2 separate regions of the Homo sapiens genome follow, and region 1 is linked to region 2. The links are chromatin loops, found by intact Hi-C in ENCODE. Cell type or tissue: HepG2. All regions are shown on one strand. Each heading gives the region's core, and the rest is flanking DNA. Links, peaks and the distances in the headings are about the cores only.

Region 1 (5,390 bases), core at 225-5,224, 120 kb before region 2:
TGATTTGGAATCCCAGACTTAGAGTAAAGAAGAATGTGATCTTAGAAATTATCTAGGAAAATCCTTCATTTTCTAGAAAACTGTATCCCAAATGACTTATCCAAAGCCATGCAACTAGGTGTGTTTTGAATTCTATGGTCAAAATTTTCTTTCTGAGTAATGGACAGTCTCCGATGGCATGAAGAGGAATGGCAGGGCTGTTTACAAAGGTGCAGACATAGGTCGGGCCTGCTACTTTTGTGATCTCAGACCGTAGATCCACCTTATTCAAACATAAGAACACATTGTCCTTAAAAAGAATAAAATAAATAACTTTTAAGGAATTTTGTGTATGTATTTTTCAAATACAAAAGAACCAAAGTTTTCTTATTCAAAAGAAACAAAAGAGATTCCCAGTATCTTTTATCTCAGTGTCTTTATCCAATTTACTTGTAATATTTCCTATCTGTTTTCTTCACTAAATGTAAGTCTGCGTGAGGGCAACAATTTATGTTTAGTTCAGTATTGTGTTCCTATCATTCCTGGAATAATGCCTGGCACATCGGAGATATTTAATAGGTGTTAATGAATTAATGAACTAATAAATGAAAACTGTGAGCAGACTTTCACACTTCTGTGACAGGACATGGTATATAGTAAACTATAGGGAGGAAATACTTCATTCATTTAAGATATATTTATTTAGCACCTTATAAAATCATAAAACGTTAGAGCTGGAGGGAATCTTAAGAGACTAGGAAAACCTCTTCATTTTTAGAGATCATGAAAATGAGTGAGATTTTTAGGGTCCCAAATTTGTTAGTGACAGAGCCACAGAGTATAACTCAGATTTTCTCATTCCTTTTTTTAATTCACTTAAGGGCACAGGAAAACATATAAACTAGAGTAAGACATGGCTGCTACATTTATTGAACTTAAATTTAAATTGTTTTAACACCTTTGGACTTGATCTCTTTTGCATGTATCTTCTGTGAAATTTAAAGGTTCAACTGGTCAATGAAGAGAGTACTTGGTTAAGATTTTATTTTTTAAGTACTGGGTCACATTTCCTCCACCTGTAGGTTTCATCTATAGTCTTTGGTTCCCAGGACCATTTCGTACCACCACAATTTTCTTCTGTTCTAATCTAATTGGATTGGATGGATAGGGCATCACATTGAAAGAAACATTCTTTTCTTACGTTTACTTGAGTTGTCCATAGCAACCTGTCCTGAAAGATTGTCCGTTTAAAGTAAGCCTCTTCAAGACTGTGAACCACCACCCAAGATTGGTGTTTCATACCGTCTTGATACAAACAGCAGACATCCAGTCATTCAGCTGCGTTAGGATCACTATCTCTTTATCAGAAGAAAGAAGAGAAAAGTAGAAGAGAGATTTCTACTTCATAATTGAATGTTCTTTGCTTATTAACTGTGGAAGCAAACTTGAAATTCTGGGAGAGAAAGCACTGATGGGGCACACATTGTCTGTGGTGCAAAGAAAGTCTCAGTTTGGTACTGGTACCTGAACCTGCAAGTGCTAATTATGCATCTTCTGGTATTAACACACAAACACAATTAACTGTGAACTCAGCTCCTTTTCCCTTTCAAACCACCATCATTCCCCCAACCTGCACTTTCCCCACCACTTTCTCTAAAACACACAGATAAGCATCTCCTTACAGACTTTGAAGTGACATTAGGATTGTCAGAAGGCATAATTAATTGACTGTCAGCAAAGCTATTGTTTGAACATCTCTGGAGTTGTACTTGGTAGGCATCTTGTTTTTTTGTTGTTTTGTTTTGTCTGAGACGTAGTCTTGCTCCGTCGCCCAGGTTGGAATGCAGTGGCGTGATCTTGGCTCACTGCAACCTCCACCTCCCAGGTTCAAGCTGTGCTCCTGCCTCAGCCTCCCAAGTAGATGGGACTACAGGCACGTGCCACCACGCCCAGCTAATTTTTGTATTTTTAGTAGCTATGGGGTTTTACCATATTGATCAGGCTGATCTTGAACTCCTAACCTTGTGATCTGCCAGCCTTGGCCTCCCAAAGTGTTGAGATTACAGGCGTGAGCCACTGCACCTGGCCCTGTTGTATTTTTAATTGACCGATTCTTTCCTCTACAAATATTTATTGAGTGCCTACTACTCACCAATTATTGTAGTGTATACTATGGGAGATAATGGAAATGATATAATGGCCAAGGAGAGAAAGCATTTGTCAAATCCTCTAGGGCCAAGGGCTTTGATAGAGAACAGATTTCACAACTGGCAGTGGAAAATGTATTCTTTTCCATCCCGGTTCAGAGGATTTTGCCACTGTACTTGTGCCATATAAAATGCTGAAATAGTTCATGAGAAGAGGTACAGGCATACATCTTCCTGGTGTGTGAAGATGAGTGGCAATGCACTGTCTCTGGTTAGAGTTCCCACCAAAAATTGTAAAATACTTAAAAAGAAAAAGCAAAAAATATCCGAGGCAATTAAAAAAAAAAAAAAAAAGGGAAATCACAGAAGCAGGTCCAAGTTAATGACCTTATCCCAATTCTGTTCCTAAGTCTGACTCTGATGTTAGTCATGTTGTATTTAATTCTTCCAGATTTCCTATAGTACTGTACAGCTCTGATCTCAGTCCTCACTTGGTTCTAAGGTTTGACCATCAAACTTTGAGCTTGCATGAGCCTTGAACTTGGCTCTACTCCTATCTGGCAGTGAGCATCATTTGTTAAAATTCAACAAGAGCAAACAGAAACAGTGTACACTAGTGACTTGCTGAAAGAGCCTAAGAAGATACAGTAGGCAGGAGTAATGGAAATGAGTTTTTAACCTCCACTGACTCACCCTTTCTTTCCTAGTCACCCTTAGGGTCATGGCAAAGTTACAGAGGCATTTAGAAATCATCTTGCTTGAAAGCTTCCCTTTCTTCAGTCATTAGTGAGCATCTTCATAATTTTTTTTACCATATATGTAAACTATCCATAGTATTATTTGCCTAATATTTTTATTTAAATCAATTAACTTTTTATCCGACTTTGTCTTCCTTCATGTCAATAACATCTATAATTTGATTCTGTGGGTTGAAGTACTAAGTTGCTTCTTTCCTGTAAAAGATATTAAACTGAATACTATATTTAAATTTTAAAAATACGGCTGGAATTACAGATCACATCTGTAATCCCAACACTTTGGGAGGCCGAGGCTGGAGAATTGCTTGAGTCCAAAAGTTTGAGACCAACCCAGGCAACAGAGTGAGACCCCCATCTCTACAAAAAATGAAAAAAATATTACTAGGTATAGTGATGCACATCTGTGGTTCCAGCTACTCATGAGGCTGAGATAGGAGGATCACTTAAGCACTGGAGGTCAACGGTGCAGTGAGCCGTGATTGCACCACCGCACTCCAGCCTGAGTGACAGAGTAACAGTCTGTCTCAACAAAACAAAACAAAACAAAAAACAAAGTTCATTTCATGCACCAGCTAATGTTTGAAATATTGAGAAATGTGGATATCATTCAACAAGAAGAAAAATTGATAGGATACCATGGTGAAAGAAATGGTGTCCTCAAGCTTACCCATTAAGTGTATAAAGCATAATTTTTTCTTTTTTCTTTTGCATGCGGAGTCATCATGTTCTTGTGAAGGATCGTGTTGTGTTGTTAGATATTGTTCCAGGCATCCAGCACTGAGAGGCATTGCCGGCCTGATACTGTCCCACTGACTCACTGTGACATCTTAGGCCGGTTTCTCTTCCATAGGTCTCATCTCTCATATCACGAGATTAGAACACATGAACTATTGTGATCCTTTTGACCTTAATTCCTTTGCCTCAAACACTTTTCATATATTGTCCTCTCTACACTGTTAAAATGTAGGTGAGTAAGAAAAGCAGCTGCCCCATATAAAATTTCAGTGCTGCTTGCCTCAGAGTTCTGGAGAATTGTAAACAAACCCAAGAATTATATTTCCTAGATCACTTTATGCTCTGCTTGTTACTGTTACCCATTTCCTGAGGTTTATGAGAGGGTCACTGCCTTGAAAGTAGCTTTCAATGCCAGGTAATAAAAGTGGAATAGGATGTTGAATATGATGAAGAATACCATGCACTAAGTGTTGGGTACACTAGCAGCGTCACTGTGTTTCAGCATTTTCAGTAATGGTGTTCAGTCATGGTAATTGGCATACCGGCTCAGTAATGGTGTTTACTAATGGTAACTGGCATATGTGAGTGATATTAGTGTGGGTAACCATCAACGGAGCAATAGTCTAATGTAGATGATACAGCAGTAATAAAAATGAATAATTCATCTTTTGTCAGATAGCTTAGTAAAGTGAGCACTAGATTTGGAGTCAGGAAATCCAAGTGTAAGTCATCTTTTCTGTGTGACGTTAGTGACATGTGACATTTGTGCTCTCCTTAGAGTATTTTGTTATACAGTCTTGAGAACTCTTCTTTTAGCAGCTTTAAAATGAGTGTTATTTTGCCAGAAGAACTAACATATCCATGGACAAGTCAGAAGTTAAAACCAAATTATTTCAGTTTTCTTGTTTAGATTAGCTCTTCTATAGAACCTCAGAGTCTTCCTGAATTTCAGGTATTTCACTTATTAAAAAGATAATTATCCCTATCTATTTTATGTGCATATTGTGGGAATCAAATTAAATAAGTCGGTATGAAAAAGTTTTCTAAACCGTAGCAGAAGACCAAAAATTTAAGAGGTGTTAGTATCTCCACCTAGTGCAGCATCTGGTTTGATTTGTGTCATTTATGATTAGTGTGTAATAATCATTCCTCTAAATTGTTAACGTCAGTGTTTATCTCTATTTGAATTAACACTTTGTATTTTCTTATGATGTTCTGTTGTAATTGGAATATCGCTGGAGAATACAAAAAGTGTTTTTTAGTCATTGTGTGTGAGAAAGCAACACACCAAGATATACCACAATGTTCTCGTTTGCTGAGCAAACTACTCTTGCTTTTTAATGTGGAATGTAGAAGAACTAATTGAAAAGAGACAAAATGAATTTTGACTCAAATTGAACAGGATGAATCATAACCCACTTTCTCATCTGAGATGTGAGGAAGAAAATGTAAAGGAAACCAACCACCACACAGCTTTACTGTCAGTGTCAGCATAATCAATATAGAGTGTTTTTCAACAGAATAAAGAATACATTTCTGCAAGGCTGAGAGTTGCAGGTAGTCGGAAACCTAGTTATTTTTGCTTTGTCTATAGTCTGCTAAAATTGTCTCGTTCTGCCTTGGTTAAAGCATTCTAATCAAGAGAGTTTGGGGCCCCTCAGTAATTGCTTCTCAAACCATTCAGAAATGTACCTGTGATCTCTATTGAACAGAGGCCAATCAGAGACTGGACCCTCTATTGAACGTCTGGTCCCAGTGTCATTTTGTCAGA
Region 2 (5,390 bases), core at 226-5,225:
TCTTTAAAGAAGAAGACAGTAATGAAAAATGTATCGACTGCCAGCCCACTGTTTTTATTTCTCTTTGTGTGAGCTATGGCTTCTCCACATCTTGAGCCTTAAACTCTTTGATGTTGTCTTTTTAAGCATAACATAAAAGATTATTCCCTTTAGTCTGTAGGCTTGGAGGTGGGCAAACATGACATATTCCTGGGTATTCATATTTCTATAACAATAATTGATGCAGGTTTTGGGGCTGTTGTATTTGCCGTAGCCTTATATGATAAACATTTGGCATTCCATGACGTTTCAGCTTTGTCAACTTTCCAATCCTGTATGGAGTTCCCTCTTATTGTTTCTGTGTGAACAACTTGACAAGAGTGGCATCCGTGGTCAGATTCTTCACTCTATCCCTGCAGGACTTTTCATTGTGCTCTGCACACGATGGAGGCTCAATGCATGAATGAATGCATGGATGAATTTTTCAGTTTGATTCCGTGAGCTGCTTAATTCTATTAGATGCGCTCCCTAGGCTTTTATAAGACGTTTAATTGGTACATGTTTCTTATCACTTTTTAATACTCCATAAGTGTTTTGTGTTCTTTGCAGTAGAGTCCAAATAAATATAAATTAAAATGTTTCCAATTACAGAGGAAATATTTTCAGTATCTTCCCACAAATAACACTGGGTTTATAAGGCTTGGTTCCCGGGTTTCATGGTCATGCTTGGTTGACTAACTTTGTGTTCATGTGGCATAAGATTCTAAACTGTCAGAACTACGTGGGCTTTTAGAGCCCATCTAAATCCTTCTCACTCACAGACGAGCAAGCTGACATATTTGCCTCATTTATTGGCAGTGAATGAATTAAAATATTGTGCCTTCATCAAGATATTGTGTGTATATTCACAATGTTGTTTTTCATAAATATGTAGCATTACTCTGTTTTGTGACTGCTCCTAGACTGGCTGGTTCTAGGGATAAAGAAGAGCCAGAGAAGAAATCTGGGCTTCCCAGCAGCACCTTGGGAGGCCGAGGCAGGCAGATCACAAGGTCAGGAGTTCGAGACCAGCCTGGCCAATATGGTGAAACCTGTCTCTACTAAAAATACAAAAATTAGCCAGGTGTGGTGGCTGGCGCCTGTGGTCCCAGCTACTCGGGAGGCTGAGGCAGGAGAATTGCTTGAACCTGGGAGGTGGAAGTTGCAGTGAGCTGAGATTGCGCCACTGGACTCCATCCTGGGTGACAGAATGAGACTCCATCTCAAACATAATAATAATAATAATAATAATAATAATAATAATAATAATCTGTGCTTCCTGCTTAATTTCTAGTTTTGGTATTCCTACTATCAGGCCCAACCTCTGTCCTTTGTGTTCACAGCTAAATTTGATTTGCGTTTGGTCAGAGGATGGGAGAACAGAGAACAATAGTCACCCTCATCAGCAACTGAGAAATTCAGTCTGTTCTGCCAACCTTGCTTGTATCTTTTCATATAAATCTTGAAATTGCCTCTATTTCAAGTCTGATGGTCAGTGACTAATTATTAAAGCCATTACTTGCTTTTTTTAAAGCCTGAACCTTGCTTTCCAGAATCTTTTCCACCTTTGAGATTATTTTAAATATCATCATTACTTTGAGAAAAGCAAACTTAACAAGGATGCCTTAAGAAATATAAAGGTGTCATTGCCCAGGAGGCAAGAAAGGGAGGCAGAATGGTAATGAAATGAGACAGCCCTTGCTTTGGTTTTATAAGATCTGGGTCTGAATCCTGGCAGTGTGTTCTTTCTAACTTTAGGTAATTCAGGAGCCCTAGAAACCTCATCTCTCTATCTAGTGTGGGAAAACGTGAAACAACTTTGGGCCATAGATTGCTCTATGCAAACTCAACATATGCAAACTTGTCTTATTAAAAAGCCTATCTCTAGTGGTTCCTATCCCTAGTCTTGTTTGGTTGGGTAGCTTCCAATTAATAACAGCTTCAAATTCTGGCTAATATTTGTTTAGCACTTCATGGCTTACAAAGTACTTCATTATTTTAACATTGTAGTATTGGTAATAATATCAAACTTTCTGTTATTACAATAAATGTTCCTTTTTTACTTTATTATTCCATTACTTTATTACTGTTTTTCAGATGTACTGTGATCTACATTTTACGGATGAAAAAAAGATTCTAGGAGGATAAGGGACTTTGTCACAAAAGTTAGCTTCTAAATGATGGGGGGACTCATATGCACCTTTTGAAACTCCTAAACCCATGTTGATTCCCCAAAGGCTTTGGTGGTCCTAAACATTTGACATAATCAGAGTCTATTATAAAAAGGTATGGCTTATCCAGCTCCTGGTTCCTCACTGTCTCCTCTATCTCAAAATATTCTAGAAAAAACTTTACTCCCTGAAAATATACAGCTTTAGGATAGGTGCAGCTCCATTTCATACTCTGATTTTCATTCCTCATTTGAAAAGTTGAAGCGTAATTTCTTATAAGACTTTAGAAGTTGAAGTCAGGACTGGATAAAGAAAATGTGGCACATACACGCCATGGAATACTATGCAGCCATAAAAAGGGATGAGTTCATGTCCTTTTCAGGGACATGGATGAAGCTAGAAGCCATCATCCTCAGCAAACTAACACAGGAACAGAAAACCAAACACCACATGTTCTCACTCAGAAGTGAGAGTTGAACAATGAAAACACATGGACACAGGGAGGGGAACATCACATACTGGGTGGGGCCTGTCGTGGGGGTCGGGTGCAAGGAGAAGGAGAGGATTAGGACAAATATCTAATGCATGTGGATCTTAAAACCTAGATGACAGGTTGATGGGTGGAGCAAACCACCATGGCACATGTATACCTATGTAACAAACCTGTACATTCTGCACATGTATCTCAAAAGTAAAATTTTTTAAAATAAGAAGAAGTTGAAGTCAGGGTATAGGAATCACAATTTGCAGTGCTATCTTTCACACTTCTTACCACCTGATGAAAATCACCAAATAGTATTTCTTCTTTTACCTAACATCTCTAGGAAAGAGAGAACCCTGACTGCACCTACAAGTAGGGAAAGGCATTTGAGTTACGCAAAGCTGCTTTTAACTCTGAAACTGTCCTACAGTGTAGCATATAAACAGGGAAAACATTTTATTGGTGTTTTAATAGAATCTTATCTAAATATCTGGAATCTTACTGCAAGGGCCGATCATTACTCTAGGTAGATTTCAAGGCCCACAGCTCCATTATGATGTCAACAAGGATAACTGATGTTTATTCTGTAGTTAGAGCCCCCAAGGCTTCAGCAAACATTTTGCTCATCACTTGTAGGACTAGCAGTAAATGTAATCATTGCAAGACTGAGCTAACACATCTGCTAACAGGGTTGTTCATTTGAGTAAACAGCAAGGTGATAAGGCGCAGGGACGGACCATTGGATTGAGTCAGACAGGCCCGAGTACAAAAACCAGCCTCACTACTTAAATCTTACATAGCCCATTAAGAGTAAGTTGCTTCACTTTGGGAGGCTGAGGCGGACAGATTACGAAGTCAGGAGATCGAGACCATCCTGGCCAACATGGTTAAACCTCATCTCTATTAAAAAAAAAATACAAAAATTAACTGGGCATGGTGGTGGGCGCCTGTAATCTCAGCTACTCAGGAGGCTGAGGGAGGAGAATCCCTTGAACCAGGGAGTCGGAGGTTGCAGTGAGCCGAGATCACTCCACTGCACTCCAGCCTGGCGACAGAGTGAGACTCCGTCTCAAAAATAAAATAAAATTAAATTAAATTAAATTTAAAAAAGAGTAAGTTGCTCAACTTTTTAAACTTTAGTTTTATTATCCACAAATAATAAATTATAAATTGCTGCTTTACATATATGATATAAAAATGCATCAATCCAGTTAATTTGGGGTAAATGGTATTATTCCAGTCTTACCTCCTAGAATACTCAGAAGACACAACGGTGTATCACTAGAAGGAGATAGTTTTGTTTTGGTTTGGTTTGGTTTCTTCAGTCTTCTTTTTCCTATTCCTTCCTTTTCCAAGAAACCCACGATTTCTTTCTTTCTTTTTCCAGCTATTGATGAGGTCAGGGAGTAATATGTTCAGATCTTTGTTGTATCTTTGTTCCGTTTAGAAACCAGTATCTGGGAATTCAACAGAGAATTTGGGGTCACTGGAAGCTATGTTTTACCTACATACAACTACATCTTCCTCTTAGACCTAGAGACTAGATACTGAAAATGCAAAAGGAAGCCATATTGACACTCCCAAGGATAAGGGAAGGCATTACATCATCCTTTGTAATGGTGAATCTTGTGCATTTGTAGAGGGCTGGACTTTGGCTTCTACCATATTGTTTAGCTCTGTCAACCCCACACAAGGACTTTATTTATTTATTTAGACAGAGTCTTGCTCTCTTTCCCGGGCTGGAGTGCAGTGGTGCAATCATGGATCACTGCAGCCTTAACATCCTGGGCTCAAGTGATCCTTCCACCTCAGCCTCTCAAGTAACTAGCAACACAGGTATGTGCCACCTCATCTGACTAATTTCTTTTTAATTTTATATAGATGGGATCTCATTATGTTGCCCAGCCTGGTTTTGAACTCCTGGCCACAAGCATTATTATTATCCTCATCTTACACATGAGGAAACTACCAGTGAAGTGGCTTGCCCATCATGTGAAATTACATATGCCAGTACTAGCCTGTTCTGAAATCCAGCAACATTCTTTTCCACCTCTAGCCTTGTTTCTAGCACCCTTTGGCCTCCAGAGCAAGCTGGGGTTCATTTTACATTAAAAGTAGAGCCATCTGATGTGGCGGGCATCCAAAACACTTGGGAAAATGCTACTCTGTTTAGAACTCGCTTTTCTTCCTCCCGGGTCCCAGTGCAGGAGGTACTGTGTGCTATGTGGGCCATCAGACTGTCCCTGGCCATGGCAGGAGAATTAGGAGACCACCAGGGCTGTAGTTAACTGTAGGTCCTTCATTAAGACCAGCCAATTGATAGCGTGTGTTCATGAGTCCTTGTGAAGTCTTTTCATCAGCCACGTGGAAGACCCCTTAGAAAAACAATCTCTGTAATTTGTATTTTTGGACATAGTGCTTTAGGAAGGTGGATGTCTGAAGGTGGGCTGGGTTTGAAACATCTCTCAATGCCATGGGACAGTGTGGTACAGTGTCCTGACAACTTAAGCTCATCCTGACAACTTAAGACACTAAATTCTACTCCTGCCTCTTCTAGTCTAGTTGGTCACCTGCCCTTTCTGAATTTGTTTTTTTTTTTTTTTTTGAGATGGAGTCACGCTCTGTCACCAAGCTGGAGTGCAGTGGCACGATCTCGGCTCACTGCAACCTCTGCCTCCCAGGTTCAAGCGATTCTCCTGCCTCAGCTTCCCAAGTAGCTG

What was found. A loop is a pair of places that touch in the nucleus more often than their neighbours do. Peaks named below come from ENCODE experiments on the same cell type or tissue, not always from the same donor. Only the 100,000 strongest peaks of a DNase experiment are listed, where the experiment ranks them.
Region 1: it touches region 2 in a loop (13-fold over the local background); 1 of 110 quality-filtered maps calls a loop at or near these places.

Annotation. Positions count from the first base shown.
Region 1 is chr3:188,718,144-188,723,533 of GRCh38, forward strand. The region is part of intron 8 of LPP (LIM domain containing preferred translocation partner in lipoma); the gene reads left to right. Among named protein-coding and RNA genes, the nearest start is that of MIR28, 32 kb to the left of the region's middle. In HepG2, for the core only: no CTCF peak of the experiment used is centred there; a DNase peak (open chromatin) is centred at 2,708.
Region 2 is chr3:188,836,136-188,841,525 of GRCh38, forward strand. All of the region lies in intron 9 of LPP (LIM domain containing preferred translocation partner in lipoma), which reads left to right. Among named protein-coding and RNA genes, the nearest start is that of TPRG1-AS1, 110 kb to the right of the region's middle. In HepG2, for the core only: no CTCF peak of the experiment used is centred there; DNase peaks (open chromatin) are centred at 3,346 and 4,346.